Linked DNA regions of Mus musculus: regions 1 and 2 are each linked to region 3. A link is a loop called in an ENCODE intact Hi-C map of the cell type or tissue named here. Cell type or tissue: left cerebral cortex. All regions are shown on one strand. Links, peaks and the distances in the headings refer to the core of each region. The heading gives the core; the rest is flanking DNA.

Region 1 (10,859 bases), core at 3,450-5,949, 130 kb before region 3:
ATAGCCGCACTGCATGTTCTGTTTGTGGTCTGTTCTGATGCCAGAAACCATGTAGAAGCCCATGATCCCTGCTCCCATAGTCCATCAAAGGTAAATGCTCTTCTTAAGTGGAAAATCTTCTTCAGAGCGGTTATGTAAAGCGCACCCAAGCCTGCTGAAATGTACAGGAGAGGCACCCACGACCTTAATTCCCCATTCTTTTTTTTTTTTTTTTGAGACAGTGTTTCCCTGGCTGTCCTGGAACTCACTTTGTAGACCAGGCTGGCCTCGAACTCAGAAATCTGCCTGTCTCTGCCTCCCTAGTGTTGGGATTAAAGGCATGCGCCACCATGCCCGGCTCTGTTCAACTATTCCTGCTTGTTTCTCTGCATCAAACAAGAAGTCTTCTTGCTATAGGGGACATGTCACAAAGATACTCCATCAATATTTTTATACCAGTTGACCTTGTTATTATCTGATATCCAGTCAGAAAAATAAATCAGCCTGTTTAATACAGAAGTTATTTAATATAAACAGTTGATTCCCGAGGTAACAGTGGCACTGGAGTCCTTCAGCAGATGGTAGCAAGAAGACACGGAGCTAATGACACTTCTCAGCAGGGAGGAAAGAGGAGAAGCAAGGCTGGGTCACCATGGGGCAGCTAGAAGCCTAGCAGTGATTGGTTTATCATAGAGTTTAAGATTCAGGGCTGCCCAGCCTCATAGTTTCCTTCTCAGATCCTGTTGTTAATTGTATGTTTATCACCTTATCTTTTTTCTCATGTTAAACCAAGCTCTGAAAAAATATGAGCTTCAGGCCTCACATAATCCGGACCTACCAAGAAATGTGAAAGAAATATGTCACCATCAGGAATCTTGTCCAAGGCCAGAAGTGAGGAGAGATGCCCTGGCTTTTCCTTTCTGTCCGCCGTCTAGTTTCCTCCTGGTATATCCCTAACCTAAAGCTAAACAGAAGCCAGCTGGTGAGAGAAGCTGACTGCTATGATTTCCATGTAAGATGTCCCCCACAGGCTCATGTGTTCAAATACTTGGTCCCCAGCTGGTGGCACTGTTTGGAGAGTCAGTGAAACCTTTAGGGAGCGAGACCTCACGGGAAGAAATAGGCTACGAGGTAAAAGCGTTCAGTGGTTACAATTTCCACCTACTTCCACTTAAGCCCTTTCTCTGCTTTCTGAGATGTGAAGATGTAACACACTATATTGCAAGCTCTCCTTGTCATCTCTGGCAGAGCCCAGATGCTAACTCTTATCCCCCATGGAGAGCATATACTAACACCTTAAGACCCCCTCAAGTTCCCATAGCAGGTTCTCTGAATACACAGAGAAGATATCCCTACAAGATCAATCTTGCTGTGACATGGAGAAGAGCAAGGAAGGGCCAGAAGCAAACACAAAAGCAAAAGAAAAGCCAAGGGCTGTCACTTCAACCTTATTGGGCCTCCTCTAGACGCAGTGTGAAGTCTGAGGACAAGGGCACAGAGTTATAGGAGCAGGCAGCCAGACAATCTCCACCTACCAAGGTGCTGCAGAGAACAGCATTTCCTCATTGATGTGCAGCATCCATGACACAGATACATACATGTGTGAACACTGACTATTCCAAAGCTCACCATTGTCCCAAAGGCAGTCAGACATTGGGAGGACAAGGGCAATAAAATTACAAAATCTTGAAGCATAAGCCTGAAAGCCAATACAGCAATTAATAAAAATCTAGTAAGAACTAAAGATTTAACTAAAATTTTAAATGCAATGATAATAAATAAACATGATATTCCTATGGCATGAAGTGGCATGAATGTGTTAATCCATTCAATTGCTACAGCACATAATTATTAAATATTTATTCCCTGACAGCTACTTCTAAACTATGTTAACACACTGAAATAGTGCATAGCCTCTGCACACTTGAGGAATGGAAGGTAATGAATTTACAGTTACACACTAGATCATTCTAGAATAAAGAAAGAACTACAAACCATGCTTTGCAGCATAGTCAGGCACTTTCGTGGAGATTTGAAGGTTTGACAGCATCCCACTTTGGATCAAGGGCTGGTCTCCACCATAAACACAGACCTGGCAGGAAGGCCTCCATGGCTGTTTTCTGGTTGGGATATAGTCTCTCTGATTCAGTTTTTTCATGCACCTCACTGACCATTGCCTCTATGAATCTCTGAGAGTTTTAGGCTCCACTCCAACAAATTGGTACATAATGTTTACACATACTGTTAGGAGCTCTAGAGAGGTAGTCATATCCACTCAAATTCAGTGAGCAGAGGGTGCAAGGTCTGGCCAGAGAGGCTGCCCCTGCCCAGCCCAGACTGTGGATCCTCAGCTCAGAAAATAGCTTAGCTTCCAAAGGAAAGATGCCTCAAGTTCTGCATTCTGCTTTTCCATAGTACAAAATGAGTATGTGCGTATGCATCTTGGTTGTGGGGGAACTGGATGTCACACACTGAGGTGAGTGATCAGAGCACAGGGATTCTGGGCCTTGTTTTTGCCACTTGGAAGGAGAATTATCATCACTAGAGGGATGTTTGCATGTGTTAAACAGCATGCTGTTCTACCCACCAGACAAGCTAGAGACCACTGGAAGACTTCTGTGATCAGTAACCTTGAGAGGAGCACAGGATGTCCTCAGGTTAGTTGGAATTGTCATTGTCCCCTAAGGATGAAGAATCTACAGCTATGGCAACTCATAAGGCCAACTGTGGTCCTTAAATGATGATTATAAATAAATAAATAGGGGCTAGAGATGGCTCAGCAGTTAAGAGCATGCGCTGCTCTTCTAGAAGGCCCAAATTTAGCTCTCAGGAGTTACAGAGACAAAGTTTGGAGCTGAGACAAAAGGATGGACCATCTAGAAACTGCCATATCCGGGGATCCATCCCATAGTCAGCTTCCAAACGCTGACACCATTGCATACACTAGCAAGATTTTGCTGAAAGGACCCTGATATAGCTGTCTCTTGTGAGACTATGCCGGGGCCTAGCAAACACAGAAGTGGATGCTCACAGTCAGCTATTGGATGGATCACAGGGCCCCCAATGGAGGAGCTAGAGAAAGTACCCAAGGAGCTAAAGGGGTCTGCAACACTATAGGTGGAACAACAATATGAACTAACCAGTACCCCCCAGAGCTCTTGTCTCTAGCTGCATATGTAGCAGAAGATGGCCTAGTCGGCCATCACTGGAAAGAGAGGCCCATTAGACACACAAACTTTATATGCCCCAATACAGGGGAACGCCAGGGCAGCATCTAACCACCAGCATTAGGGAATCTGATGCTCCCTTCTGACCTTAGCAGGCAACTTCCCTCACATAGACACACTCCCCAACACATACACAGACACACACGTACACATACAACTTCCTCACATGGACACACTCCCCAACACATACACAGACACACACGTACACATAGATTACAACTATAAATATAAATAATTCTAAATACAAATAAGTAATAGACAGGAGATTAGATAGATAGATAGATAGATAGATAGATAGATAGATAGATAGATAGATAGATGATAGATAGATGATAGATAGATAGATAGATAGATAGATAGATAGATAGATAGATAGATAGATGATATCATGATCCTTTTATTAAGGTGGCCTTTTGTCATTACTTCCCTTTCAACCACTCCTATGTTCTCAGAATCTACCATCAGACAGGCATGGTACTTCCCACACAGCAAACATTATAGTGAACTAAACAAGAAGGCATCATCACAGAGGTTTGAAAGCTGCTAAGAATCACATCGCCAGTCATTGATAAAGCTGGAATTAGAACCTCATTCACTAACACTTACAGCCACGGCTCTTGTCCTGTCCTTGTCTGGCTCAGTTACAAACTTTGAGGTTATTCAAGACAGGAAAAAGTGGCTTCTATTACATGTTTAAAACTCTGGGGAAGTTTTTTTTGTTTTTTGTTTTGTTTTTTGTTTTTTTTTTTAATTCCAGTGAAAAACTGCCTGGAAGTGGAAATCTGACAACACAGCTCTGGCTGAATGTGTTTTTCAAAATATGCCAACCTATTTGGAGCAGTATTTGGCTACCATCCTCAAACTTCTAGAGCCTTCCATGATACAGGCAGCTACATGCAGGCTTGAGGGTAAGGCAGAAACCCAAGAATTCTCCTTGGAGGGCTCTGCTCCCTGTGAGTGACTGGCTCAGAGCTGGAAAACATCATTAGCCTCGTTATCGAATCGACCCAAGGGCCTCCTCATTTTGCCCACACTACTCCAGGGGAAGTCTAGGACAGGCTAGAGAGAACAGATCGATGGGGCCGGTCCAAAACACAAACAGCGCATTTCCTCCCCAATATGAAAACAACGCTTGGAGCCAGGGTGTAATAACAGGTTCTACTGCCGCGGCTGCTTTCATAGAGAGCTCCAACTGTCCCCTGATTGCGCTTCTAAGAATACCAAGTCTGGTTTCCTTCCTCCCTTGCCTTCTTCTCCTGTCATGCTTCACTTCCTTCCTTCTTTCCTCCTCCAACAATCACATCCAGCCTCCTCCTCTGCACCAGACCCTGTGTCGGAATCTGAGGAACAGAGATGAGTGGGACTGGGACCTGCCCTGTCTTTAATCCGGTGGGGAGCACTGTCAAATATAAATCATCCCAAGGGGGTAGGACAAGCACTGAAATAGAATTGTTATATGTAGTTCTCCAAAAACTAGCACAGAGTCTGGGAAGATCAGTAAAGAGCTGCAGGCGTGAGGATCTGAGTTCGAATTCCCAACATCCAGACATCCACACAGCCACGCAGCCTTGTATCCATGTACCTACACAAACACGGACATACGTCTGCAATGCCAGGACTGGAGAGGCGGGGCTAAGTGGATACACAGACCTCACTGGGCGTCCAGCATAATTAACCCAGTGAGCTCCAAGTCAGTGAGAGACTCTTTTCAAAATGTAAGGTGGGGAGCCGGTCAGTGGCAACACTCAGTTTTAATCCCAGCTCTTGGGAGGCAGAGGCAGGTGAATTTCTGAGTTCGAGGCCAGCCTGGTCTACAGAGTGAGTTCCAGAACAGCCAGGGCTATACAGAGAAACCCTGTCTTAAAACAAACAAACAAACAAAAAATGTAAGGTGGCAAGTGATGGAGAAGACCTCCTGGCTGCACACACACACACACACTTACATATATACAACTGCACACATTCATACATAGACACACATCCCTGTAATACATGCACACATATACACACACACACCTGCCTACATATACACATACCTGCATACACATGCACTTGCATACAAACATGCATTAGTGTACACACACACTTATAAACACATGCCTGCACATACATGTATTCCAGCCTATACACACACACACACAAACACACATACAGTGGAAACATTCAAAGTACTGTGGAGAAGCCATTCATTCATAATTAGTAAATGTTGCTTTTCTTTTTAATTATTACTTTACTTTTAAATTTTTATATATTTTAATAATATTATTTTGTCTCCCTCAACTCCTCCCAGATATTCTCCTCCTTCCTACCCATGCACCTTCACATTATTGCTCTCTCTCAAAAAGAAACAAGAAAAAATGTAAAAAACAAACTAAAAAAAATAACAAAACAAAGAGTGTACAATAATACCAAAAACTGTTGTCCAACTGCCCTTGAGCATTTGGGATGTGGCTGATATACCCAGTGACATTCCATTGTAGAAAGTGAATTTTCTTTTTTTTTCCCCAGAAGGAAACAATTGAGAACAGCTTCTTGATTAGGGGCAGAAGCTGGTGTCCCCATACTCTTCTCTCTGTTGGGATTTTGTCTGGTTGGAACTGTGCTGCCAACAGTCTCTGTGAGCTCAGATGTGCATCAGTCCTGTTGTGTCTGGATCATGCTGTTTACTTCGAGTCACCAACCACCTCCGGCTCTTAACATCTTTCTGCCTCCTCTTCAGTGTAGGCCCCTGAGCCTGGATGAAAGAGGTATGATATAGACATCCCATTTAAGACTAAGTGATCAGCTGCTTCTCCCATTCTGTACACTGTCCAGGTGTGGGTCTTTGTTAATTCTCATCTACTGCAAGAAGCAGCATCTCTGAACAATGATGCTCTGATCTTCTATAAGTGTTGCCTTTCTTATTCACCTATGAATAAACACAGGCACGACTGTTTTATCTTTTTCCAATATTTTTGTGTGCATTGGCTGATATTACTTTCCAGCCATCCTCAGAGGTAGTCACTCCATGTCTCTCGTGAGAAAATGGAAGCTCAGAGATGCACAAGGTTCTCTCATGAGCTCAGAGCAGAAAGTACAGTTCTCTCAGGCTCTTCTCTGTCTACCTGCAGATATGTGTCCTTCCATCTAGAAGCCACTGCCTCCGGGCGTGCCACAAGTCCTGGGAAATAAGTAACAATATCCAACTGCAGTCTCCCAGGCTACAGATAGAAAGGAGAAGGTGTGTTCAGGAGTCTTTAGGGTGTTGGGCAGAAAGCAAAATGAGTTTTAATGGAAAAGATTGTTCTACTTATAGCAGCTACAAAAAAAGTGATTCACTCTTCAGGCCTGACATGTTTTAAGAGACAGACATGCCTATAAATTTGGCCAGACTCATGGGTGCCAGAGGATAATTGACAAAGACCCTAGGGCTTGGTGATCAAGCCAGGACTTCCTCATATTCCTCTCTGGGCTCTCCAGGGGCCAAGAGCAGTGCATAATTAAATCAGATGGCTAAAGAGGGGAAGAGATGGGTCATTTTCCCTATAGAGAGGTTTTCTTCTTGGCAAGAAGCAAAATGACACACTTCAGGCAGCAAGAAGATCATTTCCATAAAAGTCGGCAGGGAGGGAGAGAAAATGTGAAGTTACTGAAAGACAAACAAAGCCCCAATATCATAAACAGAGTATGGAGTTCCCAACCAGAGGCACAATTATCTCTTACCTCAAACTTGGACAGGACTCAAGTGAGCATTATAAGAGATTTTCTCATGCACATGAGTAATTGCCCCACTCATTAAAATGTTATAGTTGATCCTCACTTGGAAAGCAGAAATGTGTAGATCCCAATACAAGACCCTGAGGGGGCTTTAGGGGCCCCCAGAAGTCCCAGTGGAGAGCTACAAGAAAGCACAACGGTCTTATGGCAGGTAAATAACAGCCATTGTGGGAAGAATGACACAAAGAAAGGAATACAACACCCAATATTCACAGAACCATCATGAATGCCCTAGATGCTTAGAGTTACTTACAGAATGGGGAGAATCCATTTCTTAACCTTATTATGTGGAATTTTTTCTGCTCGGATGAAAATCAGTACCTGTTGAAAAGAAAGAATCATGGGATTGATGCTAACAACTTAATAAAGATGTGATTTGTGTAAGATTTAATGATGTGACAGGAGCCATACCAACATCCTTGCCCCATAGCTCTGGGGCACCCAGAAGAGCACAGGTATGAATTAGAAGACTTAAAGGAACTAGTCAGTTGATTGTGTGAGCGCTGATCTTGAGATGTAGCACCACTAGGTCGGTGTTTGAACTCTCTGTAGGATTTGGAGAGTGTTCTGGTTTGGTTGCTAGTAGTAACATGCATCAAGATGGGGATTCGGGAGGAAAAGGAGCATAAAGAGAAAGAAAAATAATGATTCTTACAGAAAACATCCTGAACTTGTGGCCTCTGTGGAGTGTTTTCAAGTACAGAATATCCAGCCTTTCAAAGAATGGGAGTAAAGAAAGAGCTGCTCAAAAATTAGACATATTTGCTGCTTTATTGGCTTTCGTTTGTGTGAAAAAAATCTTACCTGGCTCTTGCCTCCCTGTCACTATTAATGCTATTTGTCACCAGATGTAATAAGCACACCCCTCTGTGATCGAACTCACAGTTTGTGGGGAGTAGGGGTGGGCAAGCATTCTCTCTGCAAGAGTTTAGGCATGTGACATGTCCTGAATAAGCTTTGTCCCCAGTTCATCCTCAAGGGGCTGAAAAATACGCACCTCCATGTCCCTATGGGATGGGAAGTGATGGGAGAATGGATATCCACATAATCTCTTTCAGTATAGGAGTGGTGACCCTGATCAACTGTAGTACCCTCCATACTGAGTACACCATAAAAATCCTTAAAATGGTAGTGTCACCTCAGTGACACGTGTTCTTCCGATCACAGGTAGCTCACCTGACTGCCGTTTATACTGCTTATGTGTCTTTTATTATAATAAACTTGGAGAATACAAATAGAGTTAATAAAAAACAAAATTACATTTAAAAAATACCAGAGATAAACATGTACCTCACATTGAATTTGTCTTGTCATCTTTGTCATGTATCAGGTGACTATAAATGCAAGGGCTTGTATCTGAAAAGAAACGAGCACTTTTAATAATTGCCTCTGTTTTTTTTTTTTTTTCTACTCAGATAGACAGGTAGAAGGATGCATGTATGGGTGGTTAGAGAGACACCTGGTTACATATTTTAGGTTCTTTGTCGCCATTGTGTGTTGTATACATACCGTTTTATACTATCTCTCCCTTCACACTGCATACTGAACATTATGCCCTGGTGTTAAATATTTTAATAATGTCATTTTTATTGGCTAATCATGACTCACCATATGCATAAGTCATAAGTTCACCAGTAGTCATCAGTGGACACTTGTTTGGTTTGCCTCCAGTTTTATTTCAGTATAAATAACATTTATTTATTTAAATCTGATTGTCTGTCCATGCTGGTCAGATCTAGGCAGGATGGTTCAGCTAGAAGAAGTTACAAGGAAAAAGGCTCTAAGGGAAATCAATAAGAATCATAAGACAGAAGAGGGCGGGACTAGAAAGAGAAAGGAATCAATCATGCCACCAATACTCGGGCATGAACGAGGTGGCAGCTACCACAAACCATAAACACTGGTGCAGAAGAGGTCGCTTACAAACATGTGCTCTTCTGTGAGGAAAGCAGCTGCTCCAAGACTATGGCCTATCAAAGGAAGATCTCCAGAAGAAATTCACTAAGCTCTCTTTCCACTGCTTTCTAAGCATCATAGCTTCCCATGAGCAGGACTCTGCCAGCAGAAAAGGGTCAAAATGGCCAGGGTGATGTAGTCCATTGAATTCATACTGGTGAGAGTCTCTGGCATATCAAGAGATGACTAGAGAATATCTAGCTTGGTGTCTTTGTTTCTCCCTGTGTCTTACTCAGGGTTTCTATTCCTGCACAAACATCATGACCAAGAAACAAGTTTGGGAGAAAAGGGTTTATTCAACTTACATTTCCACATTGCTATTCATCACTGAAGGAATCAGGACTGGAACTCAAGCAGGGCAGGAAGCAGGAGCTGATGCAGAGGCCATAGAGGGATGTTCTTTACTGGCTTGCTTCCCCTGGCTTGCTCAGCCTGCTCTCTTATAGAACCCAAGACTACCAGCCCAGAGATGGCACCACCCACAAGGGGCCTTTCCCCTTGATCACTAATTGAGAAAATGCCTTACAGTTGGATCTCATGGAGGCATTTCCCCAACTGAAGCTCCTTCCTCTGTGATAACTCCGGGCTGTGTCAAGTTGACACAAAACTAGCTAGTACACCCTAAGTTAGACATATGAACACTTCGCCATTTCATAATCTGAGTTCCAGATGTGTATGGAATAGTCTAAGTGTCTAAACCTATGCCAGGTCTAGGTCTCTTCACAGCCTTCTGCTGCTGCAGCCTCTGAAGAGTTCCCTGTGCTTGACCACTGGGCCAATGCCAACCAGGGCAGTCAGTCTATGAGCACACTCACGGGGGTTCTAGAGTTTGGGTTGCTGTCTAGAAAAGTTAAGCAATATATCTCCATGATGATCCCTGTCACACTGTTACATATCCATTAAGCCTGGGTGAGTTAGCTTCTTTTCTAGTTCCCCATTTTGACTTTATTTCCTTCATGGGTAGTCTGTTGTGTAGCAGTCTCCTCCAAGAATAAAACCTTCCATATTGGAGGGAAGCTCCTTAAGGTACAGGATCTTTCCAAGGAGGTGAAACAACATGTTGTCAGGGGAGGTGAAACATTTTACCCTGCCCGGGTGCTGGTTAAGAGAGCATATAATCAGGTTGGAGAGATGGCTCAGCAGTTAAGAGCACTAGCTGCTCTTCCAGAGGTCCTGAGTTCAATTCCCAGCAACCACATGAAAGCTCACAATCATCTGTAGTGAGATCTGATGCCCTCTTCCGGTGTGTCTGAAGACAGCTTCAGTGTACTTACATATAACAATAAATAAATCTTTTAAAAATGATGGCATGTAATCACTCAAAATATTTTCAGGAAGTTCTTGAAAATGACTAAATTCACTAGACCCTTCCCTGAGAGTATATAAGCAGTAAAGGCTATGGAAACCACTCTCAGTCAATCTGAAGAGTCTCAGATCAAGCAGCCTGGAAGAATCAGAGACCAGCCAAACTGCCTGGAAGGGACTCAGGCCCCCTGAAACACACAGAGAGAACACTCTCCAATCTGTTGACCCACCTACAGTGTGTGTCCAGGTTTCCATCTTTGGCAAATTGTTACCCATGCTGGAGTGGTATTTGATCATTTCTACTCCTATTCATTGTTTCCTGCAAGAACTCTGATAAAACTGTTCCATAAAGTTGGACTTTGGTGTTATCCATACTTTGGTGTGTTGTTGGCTCCCCATCTGGTATGAGTAGACATTTGTTCATGTTCCCTAAGGAATGGTGTCACACAACAGAGCCCTCCAGTCAATATTAGCTAGTGATCTGAAGCATAGAGATTGCCTCATTTGAACCAACATTAACTTTTCAGTCCCTTCTTCTTTCAACATCCTGTCTTCAAGTCAACGGATCACCTGTGACTATAGCTGTGCTAAGCAATGAGGTCAAATGTTCTTGGCTGTCAAGTCTAGCCAGCTGTG
Region 2 (10,859 bases), core at 3,610-6,109, 150 kb before region 3:
TCTCTCTCTCTCTCTGCCAAGTTTTGGAGAGTAAAAGAAATTACTTTGTTTTGCTGTGTTTCTCTTGAGCTACAATGTAGGAAGAGATTGGTCAATGAGTTAGACCTACAAGCATCAGTGGCTAGGAAAAGCCATGGAAACTGGTACAATGGACATCACAGTCCCAGCAGAGAGAAGCTGGATGAATGTTGTTGCTCTTACATTCAAGTCCACAGTCCACTTAGTAGCACCTTCCTCAATGCAAGGAGAATAGCAAATAAGAAAGGACTAACCAGAATGACACCATACAGAATCCAGGTGACATCATGAAAAGCCTCATGAGTGGGAGATGAGGAGTCACATAGAGACATCTGGCTTGGGAATTCACACATTCATGCTCTGAGTACTAAGTGAATGGAGGGATAAAGTCAGGCCTTGTGATCCATAGATGACAATGAACTGTATCTCTACCAGACACACTGCCACATGCAGCTCTTTGGGCTTCTTTTCTTGATACCACAGCATCAGAGAGAGCTTCCCCTGTGAATCCATTTATCACTAAGAATTTGCAAGGTTTTCTTTTCCTGCTAAGCATTCATTACCACCTCATCTTTGAGACTTGTGTGTTACCTACATCCTATCAGCAAAATAAAAATGTGGTTAAAGAAAACAGTGATATGGCCAACATTTCTTCGCAGCTTTCTGTACTGCCTGGAACAGTGTCTCATGTGTCAGATTCAATACACAGTTTAGTGAATGACTGAGGTCTACCACCTCCTGCAGTACACTAGTGTGGGGAAGAATCCCCAAAAGGAATAGAAGGTAGGCATAGGGGAAGGAAAAACGAAGACAAGATCACTCAAGAGAAGGCTATTTCTTCTGTGAAGATGCTGTTGTCTGGGGTCTTTACTATTCGGCCTCTATAAATGTATACCTCAGTTGATCTAAGATGAAATGCCATTTTGTAAAAAATGTGAGCTACCTTGCAACCCTATAGGTGGAACAACATTATGAACTAACCAGTACCCCGGAGCTCTTGACTCTAGCTGCATATGTATCAAAAGATGGCCTAGTCGGCCATCACTGGAAAGAGAGGCCCATTGGACATGCAAACTTTATATGCCCCAGTACAGGGGAATGCCAGGGCCAAAAAGGGGGAGTGGGTGGGTAGGGTAGTGTGGGGGAGGGTATGGGGGGCTTTTGGGATAGCATTGGAAATGTAAATGAGGAAAATACCTAATTTTGAAAAATGTGAGCTACCATCTGCACAGAACCAGTCACATTCAAATGCATGTTTATCACATCTTCATAGAGATAAATATGGACTGTTAGCATAGAGGGTTATAGGAAATCAAGAAAAGTAAAGAAGTTAGGAAAGTAGATTATTTAGCTGCAAATTTCCCTAAAAATGTGTTTTACTTATGAAGTTGCTTCAGTCATTACTACAATTCATCTTATCCTTTGGTTATGTAAGTCCTTATATAACAAAGAATAAAAAGGTGAAACTACATCGAACCTGTGAAACAGAAGGCAGCAATTTAAAAGAACAGACAGGCATTGAGAAAACATTGAGATTCTGTCTCAAATGTCCCTGCTCCAATGACTGCTAGAGTCATCTGGATAAATATTGGCTCTTTAGATGGACCATTTTCCACAAGAAACTATGTTAAGAGTATCTTTGACTTAATAAAACGAGACACAGATTTTGCCATTGAGATGACAGGATTCACTGCTGTAATCATATCTCCCATAAATAGATATGGCAACAGTGGGGCATGAGACATGCACATAGGGTCATGGTTTAGCATTAGAAAAGACCATAACAAGATGGAGAGCCTTTGCTGTAAATAACACCTCCATTCACACCTTCCAACCAGTACCAGGCTGTACCAGTGTGACTGCCAAATGGAGTGGCTTCCTGGGCACTCTTTGTTCTCTGAGGTCTGGAATATTTATGGAGAACAAGCTGGTCACAGCCCCAGAAGGAAGAGGAACTATCTCTAAAGAGCACAGCACACTGAGTACTATATACTACCATGTGAATAATTTGAAGGATCGCTATGTGACACAGCCAGTCATCAGAGGTTATTGTGACAGAGCTGCCATGCTGTGTAAAACGGCATCAAGAGAAGGCTGCACACCCCTTGGATCTGGCTATAGGTCAGCCCTTACCAACATGGTGTGCATTGGGCTAAGTATGTTGCTGTGCGGGTCGATATAAAAATGATCTTCAGATATAGGCTTCTTGAGATACATTTGGTTTGTTATTTTTGCTGATTATTATATAGGTAAAGGCCTCTTCATAGGCTTGGATTTGTCTTCCCAAAACAATGCTTTCATTTCGATTTAGATTCCCAGTCTGGTGCAGGCTCTTTCCAGGCTGACAAGTGTCAGTGCAACAATATAAGCATCATCTGGGTGATTACTAGAAACTCAGACTCATCGGTCATACACTCCTCAGGAGTCAGAACCCTACTTTACTAGATCCATGGTGACGGATATGCATACTGTGATTTCCAGTTCAGAAGACACTGGCTTACAAGTGACAAAACACCATTGTCCAATTATGACGTTTTATGCAATAGAAGATATATTTTTTGAAACAATTACCTAACAAAATGTTCTTCAGTCTTCATTTGACACGACCCTATATTCACTAATAATTGTGTATGTGTGTACATGGATGCACATAGGCATGGAGGCCAGAAGTCAACCATGGATGTTCTTCTTAGGAATCTCTCTCTCTCTCTCTCTCTCTCTCTCTCTCTCTCTCTCTCTCTCTCTCTCTCTCTCCCTCCCTCCCTCCCTCCCTCCTCCCCTCCCTCCTTCCCTCCCTCTCCCCGGAACTTGCTGAGTAGGCTACACTGACTAGCTAGAGATCCCCAGAGATCTGCCTATCTCTGCCTCCTCAGCACTGAAATTAAAAGCATGCACCACCATACCCAGCCTTTTATTTACTTATTTTTTGTAACATGTTTGGTGACTCAAACTTAGGTTGTCATGATTACAAGGCAAGCATTTAACCAAAAAGGCTATCTCCCCTGTTCATTAAGTCATTAACACAGGCAATCATCAGTATTGGTTAATGTAAGTGTACATTAACAATATGGCTGTCTCCATTCTATGCCAGACAGCCGATAATGGACCTATAATGATCTGTGTCCTGGAGAAGAAAATACAAATGAGTTGTCTGTTTCTACATTAGTAGGTAGGAAAAAGACCTTGAAATACCATTGTGAAAGAGTTGCAGTGCCGCAGCTGGGTTCATATTACAAGAGAGCTACAAGGATTGATTAGCAATGCCTGCTCAAAGTTACGGAAAGGGGCCCATGGTAGGAGTGGCCCATATGTGTGCAACTGTAGGTCCTTCTGCACAGTGAGAAAATCATACTGAAGAATTCTCCACTTCTCAAAGACAAAGTTCTGCAATGAACCACACTCCGTGGACTACAGTTCAAAACTACTCATCTCTGACAAAGTTTATTTCCGTGGGGTTGTTCCCCTTATGAGATTTCTCTCACAAAAGAAGAGAATCTTATGTCTTTAAGTCCCCCACCCCCACCCCCTGCTGTATGGGTAAGTAGAAGAAATCTCCCAGCTATTAAGGTTTCAGAAAAAGCCAAGTTTACACCAAAATGTTATGGTCCTGTGTTCACATACTTTAAAGAAGACCATGTTGGCCTCCCCCATCCCGTATTACCATGAGCTCAGTGAGGATAGATCAGCAGTAGGTGCTCTGTGCCCTTTAAATGGATGGTAACGATGCAGGCCAAAGGAGATGCTAAGCAGATGATTTCATTTCACTGCGCATCGATGAGTACTTAATTGACAACAGAGAAGGCAGATCTAGCAACCATAAAAAAAAGGAGAGAAACGTTAAGCTTTCCTTACTTCAAATGCTTTAGGGATACTTGTTGCCTAAAAGCCACATCTGAGTAAGGGATAAGAGGTCCTTTGGTCCACAGCATGACATTAGCTTCTCCACACTTACAGGTGAGAAAACTGCACTCAGTGAATTAAAAACTCCTGGCTCTGATTTCCCACAGATGACAAAGCTGATTGGACTTGCTACAGCAGAGGTCAACTGACTATCTTTTAAAGGTCCAAATAGGAAATATTTTAGGTCTTAGGAGCCATGCGGTCTCTGTCACAGCTATTTGACTCTGCCATTGTAACACAAAAACAGGCATCAACAGTATATAAACAAAGAGATGCGCCTCTGTACTGATAATTTTTTATTTACAGAAACAAGTGAACTTTGTCCTCGGGCCATGGCATGTTGACTCTTTGCTAAGCTCCATTTATTGTAGATCAGTTATGTTCTATAACTGTGGGTGGAAGTGTTAGGCAAATCCTCTAAGCCCCTCTTAAGTCTTATGGCTTTCATGTATTAAACACCTACTAAATGCACTGTAGTAGTACTTGTGACTCTACAGCTGAAAGATCTATTCCAATCTGGATGTGTAGACCAATGGGTTTCAACCTTCCTAATGCCGTAACCCTTTAATACAGCTCTTCATGTTGTGGCTACCCCAAACCATAAAATTATTTTTTGTTACTACTTCATAACTTCAGTTTTGCTACTTTATTATGAATCATAATATCTATGTTTTCTAGTGGTCTTAGGTGACCCCTTGAAAGGGTCATTCAATGCCCCCTCAAGAGAGGTTGTAACCACTGGTGTAGAAGGTGAGTAGTGGGCAGAAACAGAAGGATACTGTGACCTAATCTCTCTCTGTTGCTCAGCTCCAGTTACTATTTCATCAATGCCACCAGCAACACATGGATTTAACTCCACTGGTCCATTCATTTCTCTGCTGACTCCTGTACTAGACTGTAAGAGCCAAACAAAACAATGGCAACACCTTGCTCCATCAGACAAGATGCTATGGAAAGATGGTGAGACACCTGATCCATCAAGACCCGGAAGGTAAAGGTTGTATACTGCATGGCTACTGAAGATGGAGCCTCATCTCTGGAAGAGTGGCAGGCGCCGCCACTGAGCTTTCGTAGTCACCTAGTCATCTGCAGGAGCAGATGGTGCCCATTGACTTAGGAATCCTTAGCAAATTAGCAGACTTGCATTGCAGCGCTTGACTGTTCCGGCAGGGGACCTTCACTAAGGGAAGAATGTCACCCCATCTGCTCTGCAGGCAGAATTCAAGCTCTGCTTGTTGATGCAAAGAGAAACACTGCAACCCTCAACCACTCCACAGCCTGTCAATATTAAAATGACTCAGGGATGTGTTGTACAGAGCTAAGGGAAAGGAACACCCACCATGCTAGCTAGACACATGGGTTTTTATTCCCAGGAGGACCCGTCAGAAGAGCCCACAGACCTCATTCACTAGCTTACTCATTCACTTTGTAGAAGATATTGATAAATGAGAAGAGAGTGGATTCAGGGGAGCCAGTGCTGAGATATGAGGCTGCTAGTTAGCCTATGCATCTTGCCCACAATACCCAGCAATCATTTTGCAAAAGGAACAGAGAGATTAGCAAATGCCTTGCTGGTTAAAAAAAAAAAAAGTACCATCTCTAGTGGAGATTTGGGGAAGGTATTTGGGCTATCCTACAAACTCCTGATTGCATAGTACACCCTGAGCCAGGACAGAGTGGTCGTCTTGGACTAGCAAGTGACTCTCCCATCACCCTGCATAGAAAGAAGAAGCCTCTTTGCTAACACACATTTGCACACAATGAAGACATGCAGAAGCAGGACGCGTTCATTACAGTATCACTTCTGCGTTCTGACTTCTTCTCTCAATGAATATTTTACCACAAAGTGAAATCCTTGCCTTAGTTTTTGGTTTTTTGTTGTTGTTGTTGTTGTTGTTGTCATTGTAGTTGTTGTTTTTATATAGTCAATATGACATACAATTACAAAAATTACAGGGTTTGTGTAATGGCCATATGACTTGAGTTCTAGTCCTGGCCATCTCACTTCAATATTTTGGGCTTGAGCCCCCTCTATAACCTCTCATCACTCAGCTTCCTCACAAAGGAGATCAGGAGAGCAATAGCTTTTCAAAGGCTTGTGAAGGACAACACAGGATCTGCAATATTACATAACAGAATGTATCTACTGAGCCTGTTGTTACCATATCTGTAGCCCTGATCTCATCTACTACCTCATCCTAAGCAAAGGATCCCGCCAACTCTTAGGTGAGAGCTATTGCTTCCTTTTCACAAAATCACATAGCTAATAAGTCCAAGCAAAATTGTGTTTAATCTCAGGCTGGAGTCCAAGCTGTTAGTGCCATACTTACAGAGCCGAAGCTATGTACGCTGTGTCTCTCTGCATGCTCAAATCAATATCTGGTATATAGTAGATTCCCAAAAATAATTACTATTGGTTTTTATTACCACTGTGGATATTAAATCTATTATCTTCCTCTTTATTACCAACAACAATAACATCATCAATTGTCATCATCATCATTGTTGTCATCATGACGTCATGTTTAGACTCAGGTTCTTAGGGATCTAGGGTACTATTTTGCTTTCTTCTTCAACCCTATTTTATTAATATCAAAAAATTCCTAAGTTTTGCGAATGACAAGGCTGAAGCTAGTAGTCCTGTATCCACCTGCCCAGTTAGAAAAACAGAAAAAAATCCTCACCACTAACTATAAATAGAGGAGAAGAGAGGGGAAAGAAATAATTCTTGCAATAGCATGTTAGAGTGTGCTCCTACTAGCTCCACATAGCTGACTGTCTGCATCTCTCTCCAACTCTGTTTTCAACAACTGTATATAATTCCATTTCCAGGGTAATCAATCCCTTCTTCTGGCCTCTGTGAACACCAGGCATGAATATACACACGTGCAGACAAACACTCATGCACATAAAATAAAAACCAAATATCATTACATGAATAGCTAAAAATAATCACAGCAGGAATGCTTCCACTGCAAGAATCAGCAGACATTACAAATCAAAGCTCTATCCCCCACAGAAATGGTAGTTAAACATTTACCTCTTGAATACTAGGTTGAAATCAGACAGACAACCAGAGTCTGAATCCACATGCAAGTTACTTGAGTTTCTAGGCTTCATTTTCCCTCATGCCTATGACAGAGATAATTAATCTGTAGTTGGTTGTTGCATAAATTAGTATTTTAGGTGAAATTATGATGCTTATTGGGTACTAAAATGGATTCTTTTAATATCATTTAGTGGTGGTAGAGGCTGAAACCAAGGTCTTGTGCATGCTAAGCAAGCACCCTAAGTGTAAACTACTCGTTAGCCTCATTCTTATTATATATTTGCACTGTATTAATAAAAACAGATGGTGGAGATGTTGTTGGAGGTAAGAGTATGATAAGGTGTAACAGCCTATCGGAAACTGTCATATCTCTGGCTTTAAGTGTCTGAAGTCAAGCGCTTCCTCCTCTCAGGTTGAACCATGAATTTCCATCTGGAGTCATTCTCACACTACAAGCCCCTGCCTGCACCATTCAGTCAGGGTCAGGGAGAACTTTACCTAATTAACAGTGATCAAATCAAAGCCAATACTGATTCAGTTACCTTCCCCCCTCCCCCTTCCCTTGGCATGATTAATTCCCATAAGCATTCAAGGTTGGACCTGTTCTTGATAAGAAACCAGAATGCATTGCAAGTCACTAATCTCTCAAGCTAGAAAACCATTCTTGGTACCTCTTAGACACTCTGCAGATGGGGAGCTTGAGTAGTCAAGTGGCCTGTCTTGTATAAAAAGATGACTCTATACCGTGAACTTTTTTTTAATGTTTTTTCGAGACAGGATTTCTCTGTATAGCTCTGGCTGTCCTGGAACTCACTTTGTAGACCAGGCTGGCCTTGAACTCAGAAATCCGCCTGCCTCTGCCTCCCGAGTGCTAGGATTAAAGGCTTGCGCCACCACGCCCGACCCATGAACTTTTTTGTAATTTCTGAGAAGTGGATGGTAGAAAGCAGAAAGCCAGAAACTTAATGAGCCCTTCCATTCTGTCACCAAGTATCTCCCCTCCCATTGCCATCACCAGATTCAGTGTGCTGAGTTGTATACTAAAGAAATGTAATTACATAGCGTACACAAACAAGGCCCTGGATTTGGCCTGCAGCATGACAACAAAGGAGACATTAAACAATTTAGTAACATCATGTATTGTCTATACTGCACTTTTATTATGTTCATTATTTATAGATATATGATGACCAAGTCTTGAATATAGGACTATAGAAATGGAAACACAACAACATTTAGAATTACTACTTACTCATTATTAAGACATCAGAGCTCTATACTCTGTTTACCTCTCAGTGAGAAATAGCATGGCGATTACGACCAAATTGGGAGCCCTGACATGGTCTGTACTAAAAACATCTTCTCATAAGTTGAGTGTTTCTTCTTAGTTAACAAGGTTTCCTGGATTCTTTTGCCCAAAACTCCTTCTGCGATGCATGTCCAGAAATCTCAGAGAACATGCAGCAGAAAGACCATTTACTAGAAGATGTTCTGGTCCATGCTTTCAAGTTTCGAGAAAGACAGCACCATCTCTTATCCATGGCTCATTGGTGTCACTCTGGGCCAATAGTGACCATTCCGTGACTACTCAGCCCAGAGTGACACCAATGAGCCACTTAGGAGAAAATCTGAAGCAGTAATAAAAAGTAAGGAAGCAGACTGTAGGAACTCAAAAAGGGAAGAAAACAGTGAGACACTAGCTAAATGTCTGTGTGAGGAAGGCAGGAGCACATTCATTAAGTGGCTGGAGGGGTGTGTGGATGCATGACAAAGAAGCAGTAGATAAAGAAGCAAACATGTAAAAGAACCAAGAACTGAAAAGAATAGGGCAAGAATGCCCTATGCATCAATGACAAGATAGCATAGAGTTAGTCTGCAATTGACATGATTCAAGTAGCAATGGCTCCCTTCTGGCAAGTGACACCATGCTGCGTGGTCACTCGTGTGGAAGGTATAAAAATGTGTCTTTTTCCACCATTCCATCTTCAGAAGAGGTATTGGGAAGCTTGAATTTTCCCTGGTTAACATTAATTGTCAATTTGATGTGCAGCCTCCAGTCACCTGAGAGGGGTGTCTCAGCCGAGGAATTGCCTAGATCAGGCTGCTCTGTGGACATGTCTGTGAAGGGCTGTCTTGGTTACTAATTATGTAGGAGAGCCCAGCAGAGTATGTGGCATCAATTCTTGGGAAGATGGTCCTGATAAGAAAGCTAGTTAATCAAGCCAGAATATGAGCCAGCAAGCAGTCCCTCAAGAGTTCCTGCCCTAGTTTCCCTTAACAGACTGTGACCCAGAAGTAGAAGCCAGATTAATAAAGTCTTTGTGCTCAAATTACTTTTGGCCATGGTGTTTTATCATAATTGCAGGAAGTAACTAATACAGACTTTATGCTGAGGACAGTGGCGAGACAATGAGGAATGCAAGCAAGACAATGCGGCTGTATTTATACTTGGGAACTATACTTTGTGAGAGGGGAGGTTGGTGGGATCCCCTTGTGTGACTTCTCTCATGGAGTTGTTCGTAGACAACTCCATTAGCTTCTATCTCCCTATTTTCCCATTAAAAGATATTAGGAGACCTTTTTAAGAAATGGTAACAATATAAGAATTCTTTTAGCATTATGAAGTTTATTTTTGTTTCTCCTTTAGAATCAAGGTGAAATATCTCAAAGTCATCAATTTAGTAACAAAGATGGGATTTAATTTTATTATTATTATTTTTGTTGTTGTTGTTGTTCTTGTTGTTGTTGCTTTCTGCGATTTGTATGGAGCCAGGCAAGCAGGCAGGCAGGCAGGCTGCCAGGAAAAGAGAATGGGATGCAGGTGCTATGGCACGTTTAGAGGTCAGAGAATCACTTCCAGAAGTCAATTCTCCCCTCCCACCATAGGTTCTATGGATTCAGCAGGTTGTTGGGACTGCTCAGGAATCACTTGTGCCCAGTGAGCCATCTCATCAGCCCAAAGACAAGGCTTAAGCCCCCGTCTCCTAACCATAAACTTGGGGTTCAGCTGCATGAATCAACCTGCTCAGTTGATAGTAATACATAATGTCTGATACCATGACTTCAAAGGAAAGCCATTGATGCCATCAGGTGTCACTTTACCACAGGGACACAAAAGCTGTCATCCTGACCCAGTTTACTAATTCAATATAGTTGGGAATTTTAGGCCTTGACTAATCTTCTGTCTTGGTGGTTTGTATTAACTATTGTCTCTTTAAGGCACTAAAGCAAAAGAAATGAACATGAACTAGACTTAGGACTGTAGTCAACAGCAGAGAAAGTAAGAGGGCGCCCTTCTGTGCTTTCCTAAGTAACTAGAAAATGGGAAGTAGAAAAGGAATGAACTGTGGTAACCAGAATCTAGATCACAACTCCATTTCTGTCCCTAAAGGAAATTCCCATCAAATGGTCCTCAGTTTTCCCATACTCAAAATTCAATTTCCCCACATGCAAAATGAATCATCATCAACCTCATGAAAACTCCAAGAAATCAAATATATAAAATGTGGTATGGGTAAAAGGTCATATCACTCCTCATGCCACCTCATCCCTGTCTCCTTCCTTTGTGGCCAGTCTCCCTAACTCAATTGACAATTAACTGGAAATTATTCGAACCCTTGGTTGATGAAACCCACACTTTTATAGCCAGTAAAAGCCTGAGAGCCCAAGCAGAGCATCCCTCAACTGACACAGCGCACAACAGGCCAGAAGTTTGTGTTCGTACAGTTGGTGGAGTTCTCATAGTTTCAGCCTTGAGTCAGAGGTGAATGCTGGGGACTGAGGCCTACCTCACCTGAGAGCTTGGCATGCTTTCTACTCATGGTTGGAAGCAAGAAGTACAGAAATGCACAAAATGGGAAAATAATGAAAAACAAAACTCCAGCAAATCTGT
Region 3 (10,859 bases), core at 5,256-7,755:
CATAAAAATTAAAATAAATAAATATTTTTTAAAAGCCACAAGTTATTCACATGTGAGCCATGGCTCACATAATGCATGCATGCATACATACATATATACATACATGTAATTAAAAAGAAAATAAAGACAGTGTCAGGGTATTTTCATGATCAAAGGGACCTTGGACACATATTTATAAACAATGTATGATTGGGGCAGACATTGATGAGTTTCAGATAAACAGTTCTAACTGAGCCATGCCTAAAACATGCATCCTTTAAAAGACCCGCCTCTAAAATGTAGTGTGTACCATCCATTTGTTGAATGACACATTTTGACAATATGCAAAGATACATGATCGAAATTTATATCACCAAATGAGCACAGCTTCCAAAATGATGAATTACAGATGAATCGTGACTTCTGGCAGATTACTTCAAAACTGAAGCACAATTGGGTGCTGTGGGTCTGTGGGTGCTCATCTTGACAGCTTTGTGGGGTTTCAGTGAAAATCCTCCTCCAGTACAGACTCTCCAAGGGTCTCACATCCTTTAAATGAATTGCAACCATTTAAATATGATAACCCCTGTCACATGTGGGCCTCTCTCAGAGAGTAGATGTTCCTTTCAACACTGGATAAACTCAAGCAAGCATCTGGACCATGGAAGACTATTTCTCAACCTTCATCTTTCCTTTCCTAAGATTATATCAATTTTGTCTTTTCATTTTTAATTTTTATGTGATGTTTTCTCTTTCTCTTTCTGGAATTAATTCACTACATACAAAAAGAAGACTAGCCGACTATGTGGTACACAGCTATAATCTCTGCTCTGAGTTTGAAGCCAGGCTGGGCTACATTGCAAGACCTTGACTAACAAAACCAAAACAAAAGAGGACTGAAATTTTTTCTGTACAAAGCCAGATACTACATATCGTCCCCATGGCCTCTGATACAGCTCACTGTAGCATGTCAACAAACACAAAAAGTACACTGTGAAAGTGAATTAACATGGTTGTGCCTCGACAAAACTTTATTTATAAATACAGATCCTGCACCAGGTTTGGTAGCTTACATTTCCTTATTAGAGGATCTCTGCCTCCAGCCCCAACATCACATGTGCTGAAAATGAGACTCAGCCAGAGGCTGTCATTTGACAGACAGGAATCTGAAACCAGGTGTCTGTATTCCAAGTCAGGAATCACCCCTCCTCTGCAAACTGTTGAATCTACCAAGAAACCTGCAGCCACAAAAGAGAGCATCCATAGAGAGAGAATAGGAACGATTTGTTAGGTTTCGGGCATAATGACTCTCTTTGGCACTGAGTCACTAGGTTCCATGATTAAGGTGGCCTGAAGGTTTTCCTCCATTCCCAAGGGATGTATCATCAAAGCAAATAGAAAGATTTGAGCAAGTGGGAATCTGCAGAACTGGAAATTTATCAAAGTTCCCTGTTCCCCTCACATGTGTGGCAAATATGGTTCATCACAAAGAAATGTCTACTTTGAGACAGTCTCACATGCAACCCAGGCTATCCTTGAACTCTTGTTTTGGCCTATGGATGCTAGGATTATAGCATAGACCACCATGCCCAGCCACAAAGTACATCCCTGTGGTTGTTTGATTGGTTGCCATGTAACTGTGAAATTGAACTGGGTTTTGTTTTGTTTTCATTTTTGACATAGGGCAGCCCTGGCTGCCCTGGAACTCTCTATGCAAACTAAATTGTCCTTGAACTCACAAAGCTCTGCATGCCTCTGCCTCCCTAGTGCTGGGATAAAAGGCACATAGCATCATGCCTAGCTGTGATGGTTTGTATATGCTTGGCCCAGGGAGTGGCACTATTAGGTGTGGCCCTGTTGGAGTAGGTGTGGCCTTGTTGGAGTAGATGTGTCACTGTGGGTGTGGGCTTTAAGACCCTTATCCTAGCTGCCTGGAAGCCAGTCTTCTTCTAGTGGCCTTCAGATGAAGAGGTAGAACTCTCAGCTCCTCCTGCATCACACCTGCCTAGTCACTGCCATGCTCCCACCATGATGATAATGGACTGAACCTCTGAACCTGTACACCATCCCCAATTAAATGTTTTCCTTATAAGAGTTGCCTTGGGAGAAAGTAGGAAAACCCACGAAGATATGGGTACAGGGGAAAAATTCCTGAATAGAACAGCAATGGCTTGTGCTGTAAGATTGAGAATAGACAAATGGGACCTCATAAAATTGCAAAGCTTCTGCAAGGCAAAAGACACTGTCAATAAGACAAAAAGGCCACCAACAGATTGGGAAAGGATCTTTACCTATCCTAAATCATATAGGGGACTAATATCTAATATATATAAAGAACTCAAGAAGGTGGACTTCAGAAAATCAAATAACCCCATTAAAAAATGGGGCTCAGAGCTAAACAAAGAATTCTCACCTGAGGAATACCGAATGGCTGAGAATCACCTAAAAAAAATGTTCAACATCCTTAATCATCAGAGAAATGCAAATCAAAACAACCCTGAGATTCCACCTCACACCAGTCAGAATGGCTAAGACCAAAAATTCAGGTGACAGCAGATGCTGGTGAGGATGTGGAGAAAGAGAAACACTCCTCCATTGTTGGTGAGATTGCAAGCTTGTACAACCACTCTGGAAATCAGTCTGGCCTGGGGGTTCCTCAGAAAATTGGAAATAGTACTACTGGAGGATCCTTCTGGCATATATCCAGAAGATGTTCCAACCAGTAAGAAGGACACATGCTCCACTATGTTCATAGCAGCTTTATTTATAATAGCCAGAAGCTGGAAAGAACCCAGATGCCCCTCAACAGAGGAATGGATACAGAAAATGTGGTACATTTACACAATGGAGTACTACTCAGCTATTAAAAAGAATGAATTTATGAAATTCCTAGGCAAATGGATGGACCTGGAGGGCATCATCCTGAGTGAGGTAACCCAATCACAAAAGAACTCGCACAATATGTACTCACTGATAAGTGGATATTAGCCCAGAAATTTAGAATACCCAAGATATAAGATACAATTTGCTAAACGCATGAAACTCAAGAAATACGAAGACCAAAGTGTGGACACTTTGCCCCTTCTTAGAATTGGGAACAAAACATCCATGGAAGGAGTTACAGAGACAAAGTTTGGAGCTGAGACGAAAGGATGGACCATCTAGGGACTGCCATACCCTGGGATCTATCCCATAATCAGCTTCCAAACGCTGACACCGTTGCATACACTAGCAAGATTTTGCTGAAAGGACCCAGATATAGCTGTCTCTTGTGAGACTATGCTGCGGCCTAGCAAACACATAAGTGGATGCTCACAGTCAGCTATTGGATGAAACACAGGGCCCCCAATGGAGGAGCTAGAGAAAGTACCCAAGGAGCTGAAGGGATCTGCAATCCTATAGGTGGAACAACAATATGAACTAACTAATAACCTCCCCACCCCTGGAGCTAATGTCTCTAGCTGCATATGAATCAGAAGATGGCCTAGTCAGCCATCAGTGGAAAGAGAGGCCCATTGGTCGTGCAAACTTTATATGCCTCAGTACAGGGGAACGCCAGGGCCAAGAAGTGGGAGTGGGTGGGGAGGGAAGAGGGTGGGGGAGCGTGTGGGGGACTTTTGGGATAGCATTGGAAATGTAAATGAAATAAATACCCAATTTAAAAAAAGAAAAACAAAAGCAAAAACAAAAACAAAACAAAACAAAACAAAAAAAAAAGAGTTGCCTTGGTCATGGTATCTCTTCACAGCAGTAAAACCCTAAAACACCAGCCATGGAACTGGTGTTGATGGAGTCTTTGAGTGACTCCAGGAACTTGATTCCAACAGCATCTACAGTTACAATTCATTCATTCTTCTGTCTTTTCACTCATCTCAGCAAACACTCACTAGGCAATTGACAGAGGACCTGCAGACAGGAAGTTAAAATTAGCCCTCTTTCCCCTGACTGCATAGATCTTATGGCCCAGTAGTGGTGCAGGGTGAGAGACAAACAGAAAAATAAATAAGGATATCGGGATGGATCTTAATAGGCACTGGGGAGAAAATAAGCCTGGCAAACGTGAGACAGCAGGTGCATGGGGGACCTTCAGGAGAATAAAGTCCAAGAAGAACTTCTAAAACGGGGGTACAGGGTTGAGCCTAGAGGGATGAGAAGGAGCAAAGCAAAGAGAGAAGCATAAAGGACTCAAAGAAATAAAAATACGGAGCCTGGAGTTGGGCATCAAAGAGCTGGTGACTGTGAGCTCTGGGCCATCACCAGCAGAAGGAAATGCCAATGTCTGGGGAGGCAGCTAGACTGTGGGAAGCCAGGTCTCTCCACTCATATCAGCCTAACACTTTCAGGGTGATTATATTGGCACCCACCTTGTAGGAAGGGCTCAGAGGCTTAACATGATTGTCTCTTAAAGCAGTAGATGCAGGTCCTGCTTCCCAGGAAATGCTAGATAAATGTAGACTGTGAGGATTACAATGGGTAACAGGTAGTAAGGGACCATTTCTTCAAACTGTATTTGATATCTATTCAATATAGAGTGATTTCACTGTCCTGGAAGTCCTACTTGACAAGGAGGTCTGGAGTGATTATATGCACCATAATTTGCCTATCATTCCAAAGAAATATCAGATGCCCAGTTCTACTCAATAGAGAAGGTCTTGCAACCCACAACTCCTCCCTCAAGAGTCAAGATCCCTGTATATGTGTTACAGTAAAAACAAATGTTATTATCAAGAGGAATATTAGGTAAAACCAGATACACTGAAACTTACAGTGAGAAAGTGGGGAAGAGCCTTGAACATATGAGCACAGGGGAAAATTTCCTGAACAGAACATCAATGGCTTGTGATATAAGATCAAGAATCAACAAATGGGACCTCATAAAATCACAAAGCTTCTGTAAGGCAAAGGACACTGTCGATAAGACAAAAAAAGTCACCAACAGATTGGGAAAAGATCTTCTACATACAATAGAAGGCTAATATCTAATACATACAAAGAACTCAAGAAGTTAGACTCCAGAGAAACAAATTATCTTATTTTAAAATGGAGTACATTTACACAATGGAGTACTACTCAGTATTAAAAATAACAAGTTTATGAAATTCATAGGCAAATGGATGGATCTGAAGTATATCATCCTGAGTGAGGTAACCCAATCACAAAAGAATGCACATGATATGTACTCACTGATAAGTGGATATTAGCCCAGTAGCTCAGAATACCTAAAATACAATTCACAAACCATATGAAACTCAAGAAGAAGGAAGACCATAGTGTGAATACTTTGATCCATCTTAGAAACAGGGAGCAAAACATCCATGGAAGGAGTTACAGAGACAAAGTGTGGAGTAGAGACTGAAGAAATGACCATCCAGAGACTGCCCCACCTGGGTATCCATCCCATATACAATCACCAAACCCAGACACTGTTGTGGATGCCAACAAGAGCTTGCTGTCAGGAGCCTGATATAGCTGTCCTCTGGGAGGCTCTGCCAGTGACTGACAAATACAGAAGTGGGTGCTCACAGTCATCCATTGGACTGGGCATAGGGTCCCCAATGAAGGAGCTAGAGAAAGGACCCAAGGAGCTGAAGGGGTTCCCAGCCCAATAGGAGAAACAACAATATGAACTAATCAGTACCCCCAGAGCTCCCAGGGACTAAACCACCAACCAAAGAAAACACGTGGTAGGACTCATGGCTCCAGCTGTATATGCAGCAAAGGGTGGCCTACTCAGACATCAATTGGGGGGTGGGAGATACCCTTTGTCCTATGAAGTCTCTTATGTCCCAGTGTGGGGGAATGCCAGGGCCAAGAAACAGGAGTGGGTGGGTTGGTGAGCAGGGGAAGAGGGGAGAGGATAGGGGGAGGGTATTTTTCAGAGGGAAAACCAGGAAAGGGGATAACATTTGAAATATAAATAAAGAAAATAATCCAATTAAAAACACAAACAATAACAACAACAACCAAAAGAGGAATGTTAGGATTAAAATCATGAAGTAAGAAACACTAAGGAAGGTAAATACATGGGCCTGAATTGGACGATCACCACTGCTCTTGGTTGCCCACCAGAACTTGATGTAAGACCCTGTTGCTAAAGACACTACATACTTTCATCATAGGACAAGGAGAAACCAATGACCTAGAAGATTTCTATCTGCTAACAAGCTTTCAGAGTACCAGAAGGTTCTATACAGGCTGCTCAGGGAGAAAAGTCTTACCCAGGGTGAATCCTGCAAGCTTTATTAACAACTAGCATGGCAAATATGCCCATCAGTGCAATCACGAATGTCATGGGGGCCCCAAACTTCTTTCTAATTGTATTTAAAGCCTACTCCACAGGAGAAGACTCATACCTGATACTGTAAATCTGGCTAAGCAGCTATAGTTAGAAAGCTCATAGACCGCACCCCAAGAGTAAACTTACTGCTTCTTGTTGTTGTTGTTGTTGTTGTTGTTGTTATTGTTGTTATTGTTGCTGCTGCTGCTGCTGTTGTTGTTGTTGAATGGATATAATATTAAAGTGTCCTCTACATTCTTATCTCTATTCCAGACAGGGAGTTAGCTGTGATGTCACTGAGGAAAACTGCAGTTGCATCATGTAGCTCTGTTGCCTGAAGGTCAGGTGCCCCTTTGTGGTTAGATATCCTTGAAGCTGCAGTCGAGCTGTTTCCGCTACACCAGAAACTAGGCCACCTGGGCATTTGCCCACACACGTACGCTAACAAAAGATCCTTGGTCTCAAAAGAGATGATGTCATCCAAAGATCACCTGCATTGCTGTTTTGACACTCCTCCACTTTTGTAGAGATCATGGGAAGAAATGCCCTAAAAGGAAAATCCACTATGATTTGGGAAAAAGAGTCTTATCCCATGAATATGCCACTCACTTCTTAAATAGTCATAAAAAGTGACTAAAAATCTACAAGACAGCTGGTCATGGCATTGCATAACTTTATTCCTAGCACCTGGGAGACAGAGGCATGTGTATTTCTGTGAGTTACAAGCCAGCATGATCTACATAGTGAGAAAGGCTACATGGAGAAACCCTGTCTCAACAAAACAAACAGAAATTCACCACACAGAACCCACTAGGTTCTACTAGGGTGCTACTCTGCTCCACTCAGGGCAGCCTACTCCAGAGCCTCTTTGAAGTGTTCTGCTCAGTTTCACTAACTTAACTGCTGCTTTGCTAAATAAGTGTGTGTGTGTGTGTGTGTGTGTGTGTGTGTGTGTGTGTGTGTGTGTGTGTGCTAACCGTTTGTGTCCCTTGATTGAAGTCATTCCTACAAAAATACAAGAACTGAGAGACCCCTACAATGTCTGCCACAGAAGAACCACAGTTCTGTTCAAATAAATTTGACATTTGTCTAGCTTCATATCCCAGAAAGGTCATAACAGCCTCACATCTACTATATATAACCCCATCTACCTAGGATGGCTTCAATCTCCCATCAAAGTCTTACCCACTACTACTTCCATTTACCACAGTCTCCATCTTCATCAGTCTTCCTTCATCCCTCACACATCCATTACATTAGAGCCTCCATCTATCACAGTCACCGATTGTCCATCACAGTCCTCACCCCATCAAAATCTTCATCCATCACAGCCTCTGTCCTTCACAGTCTCCGTCCAGACCAACCTACATCAGTCTGTTTATAAGGATCCATCCATCCCTCACAGGCTCCATCGTGAATCCATCCATCACAGTCACTATCTGTCCATCACGGTCTCCACTCCCCCATCACAGCCTCCTTCCAGGTCCCACAATCACAGTTCCCATCACAATCACGATCCACCACAGTCTGCATGTGTCTATTGTTCTATCCATCACAAGCCTATCACAGTCTCCATCTACACATCGCAGGTTCTGCTTATTCACCATGGTCCTAATCCCCATCACATCCCCTTCCTATCCTTCACACTCTTTCTCCATCCATCATTCTCTATCCATTCATTAGAGTCTGCTCACTAGTATCTGTCTGTCCATGGCTGTTTCCATCCATCAATCGGATGTCCGTCCACATATCTCAATGTATATACATCACAGTGTCTATCAGCTGCTCCCACTGTGTCAAATAAGTCAAGCCCCTCCCTTTCTGTGTCTCTTGCATCACTCCCCTTACTCTGCAAACAGGGATTCTAAGGCTCAGAGAGCTGAATTAGCTAACTTAGAAGTCACACGAATGGGAGATGACAGAGTTCAAAATTTCAGGCTGCTTCTTTTCCATCATAAAGAAAGAAAGCACTTGGGGTAATATAGGGCTACTTGGAAACCTGACATTTAATTATCGACAGGCCAGAACAGAAAGTTATTTCCTCCCACAGCACAAAAAAATTTGACCAATAAGGAAGTTATAAACTAATGACTTTCATGAGATTTTTCCTTTTTCCATTTCTAATCCTACTTCTATCTACCTACTTCCTTCAAGACTATCTAGTGGGATTGTCTTAGACCATTGGATGACATTTTCCCCTTTCTGGTTTCTGTTTGCCATCGGCCAGAGCTGCCCACACTCTCCCCAATTGTTCCATTTCTATTTATTTTCCTCTCCTCCACTTTTCTTTTCTTTTTTTTTTTTATTTAACCACAAAACTAATCACTATCCTTACTCTGTTTTTTTTTTTTTTATCCCACTCATACCCTCGATAACTAATATCTGTGCCAGGGCACAGATCTGGAAATGATGGGATAGCTTATAAGATTCAGATCTTTCCACCACTAAGGACTTAAGCCGGCAGCAGGCTTGGCAGCAAATGTATTTACCCACCAAGCCATCATTCCAAACCGATTCACTTCTTAAAATCATTGGAGTCAAATCAGATGGTAGCTATTTAACTGATTTTTACTGTATTATCATAGTGGTTATCATGTTCATTAACATCATGCTAACAGTGATTGTTTCCATGAACAATCCCTATTTCTAGGGTAACACTAAGGAACTGTGCCTAAGGCCCAAAGTGCTAGGTTATGAGTCTAACTACCTAGCTAGACTCCCCAGTCCAATGGATAGAAGCGACAACTTAGCTCTACTTCAAACTAGTATTTCTTGAATATTGGAAGTAGTTCCACTAAAAGAATAAGTCATTCAATTACTTGATCCCAAATACATAAATCTCAATGCAAAAACATAAGAAATATGAAAAGTCAAAGAAACATGACTCTCCCAAAAAATTACTATCCCCACAGTAATATCCAGCAATGAGAAAGAATTAAATGAAATCCCAAGCCAGAAGAAAAACAAAAGTATGATTATAAATATGTTCAAAGGAATCAAAGAGTGTACAGATAAACTCTTAAACAGATGGAAAGGAACAGAAATATCTGAATAAAATAAGTCAACACAAGATAAAACAGAGAAATTCACTAAGGAGATAGAAATACTGAGGAATGTCTTCTAGAAAGACCAGTAGAAGGCACACATCTCAACATAATTACAGCTATATGCAATGAACCTATACCCATCATATATGAAATTGGCCAAAGCTAAAATCATGACCAAGACAAAGGTGTCTACTTTTATTAAAAATAGTGCTTAAAGCTACAGCTAGAGCAATAAGACAGGAGAAGAAAACAAAATGGATTAAAAAAAAAGAAATCAAAGTGTTCTTATTTCAAAATGATATGATCTTATGTATAAAAGACCCTGATTAATACTTTTGGCAAAGTGGAAGAACACATAAAGCAAACATACAAAAATCAGTGCTCTTGCTATGGACCAATAACAAACCTGTTGATAAATAAATCAGAAAAGCAATCCCACTCATACCTTGGAATAAACCGAGCCAAGAAAATAGCAGATCTTTACAAAGAAAACTTTTAAACACTTAAGTAAGAATCTTAAGAAGACGCTGAAATATCAAAAGAACTGCCATGTTCACAGATTGGAAAATATAATGTTGTGGAGACCGCCATAATGCCAAAAGTAATCTACAAACTTCATCCAATCCTCGTCGAAATTCCAATGTTATTTTTTTAACTTTTTTTATTGGTTCTTTGTGAACTTTATACCATGTACCCCAATCCCACTCATCTCTCCTTGTACCCATTCTCTACCCTTATAAACTCCACTGCAACGGGGGGGGGGGGAATCTCATTGTGGAAGCTGTTATATGTCACAGGATGTCACCCTTTTGTCCACACATCTTTGCTTGCAAATGTTCATTGCAGTGACTCGTTGGTCTGGTTCGAGCCAACTTCTGCTACTCTCAATACTAGAACCTCACTGGGACTTCTCTGCGTTACCCTGTAGTTGCCCTATGTCATGGAGATCCTGTAGTTATGGATCTGTAGGACCAGCCCCTTCATCCACTCCAGCAGTTCATCGATGGGGTAGATGTTGGGGTGGGCCAATTCAAAGGATCTGGGCCTGAGAGGTATCTGAGCTGGTCAGCCTGCTGGCTCCCCCATTCTCACACCCTTGGGGCCTGCTCATCAGCAAACCCTGCAACTAGAGCCAGCTCAGGTAAAGTGCAGGGCTCTCTCTCCAAAGTGTTGCAGCTGGTGAGGAACATGGCTAGTTCTCCCACTCTCGTGATACTAAGGCCAGCTCTTCCACCTGCCATAGATCTTGAAGGATGAGGGAGGGGAGGAGAGCTTCTCTCCCTCATCCATGCCACCGCCCAGAAAAAAAAAAAAAAAGGTAGGAACACCTCTCCTGCACTCACACCCTCACAGATGGCTCACTTGCAACCCCAACATCAGGCTAGCTCTACTATGTTGCCCAGGCGAGGTGCAGGGCCTGCTCTTCCAAGTGATGCAGCTAGTGAGGGGTAGGGTCAGCCCTCCTGCTCTCATGACCCCAGGCCAGCTTTCCCACAATGCCCAGGAGAAGGGTGGAGCCAGTTCTGCATGGCCCTCAGGCATAAAATGTCCCTGCC

Evidence for each region. Hi-C counts contacts between places; a loop is a spot of excess contacts. Peaks named below come from ENCODE experiments on the same cell type or tissue, not always from the same donor. Only the 100,000 strongest peaks of a DNase experiment are listed, where the experiment ranks them.
Region 1: a loop joins it to region 3, with 2.0 times the contacts of the local background. A loop is called at or near these places in 3 of 42 quality-filtered maps.
Region 2: it touches region 3 in a loop (2.0-fold over the local background); 2 of 42 quality-filtered maps call a loop at or near these places.

Annotation. Positions count from the first base shown.
Region 1 is chr4:56,535,104-56,545,962 of GRCm38, forward strand. No RefSeq gene overlaps it. Among named protein-coding and RNA genes, the nearest start is that of Gm34628, 62 kb to the left of the region's middle. In left cerebral cortex, for the core only: no CTCF peak of the experiment used is centred there; a DNase peak (open chromatin) is centred at 4,425.
Region 2 is chr4:56,519,510-56,530,368 of GRCm38, forward strand. No RefSeq gene overlaps it. Among named protein-coding and RNA genes, the nearest start is that of Gm34628, 47 kb to the left of the region's middle. In left cerebral cortex, for the core only: a CTCF peak has its summit at 5,119; a DNase peak (open chromatin) is centred at 5,130.
Region 3 is chr4:56,667,431-56,678,289 of GRCm38, forward strand. The region is part of intron 5 of Gm34687 (a long non-coding RNA gene); the gene reads right to left. Among named protein-coding and RNA genes, the nearest start is that of Gm26144, 6.2 kb to the right of the region's middle. In left cerebral cortex, for the core only: no CTCF peak of the experiment used is centred there; DNase peaks (open chromatin) are centred at 6,709 and 6,893.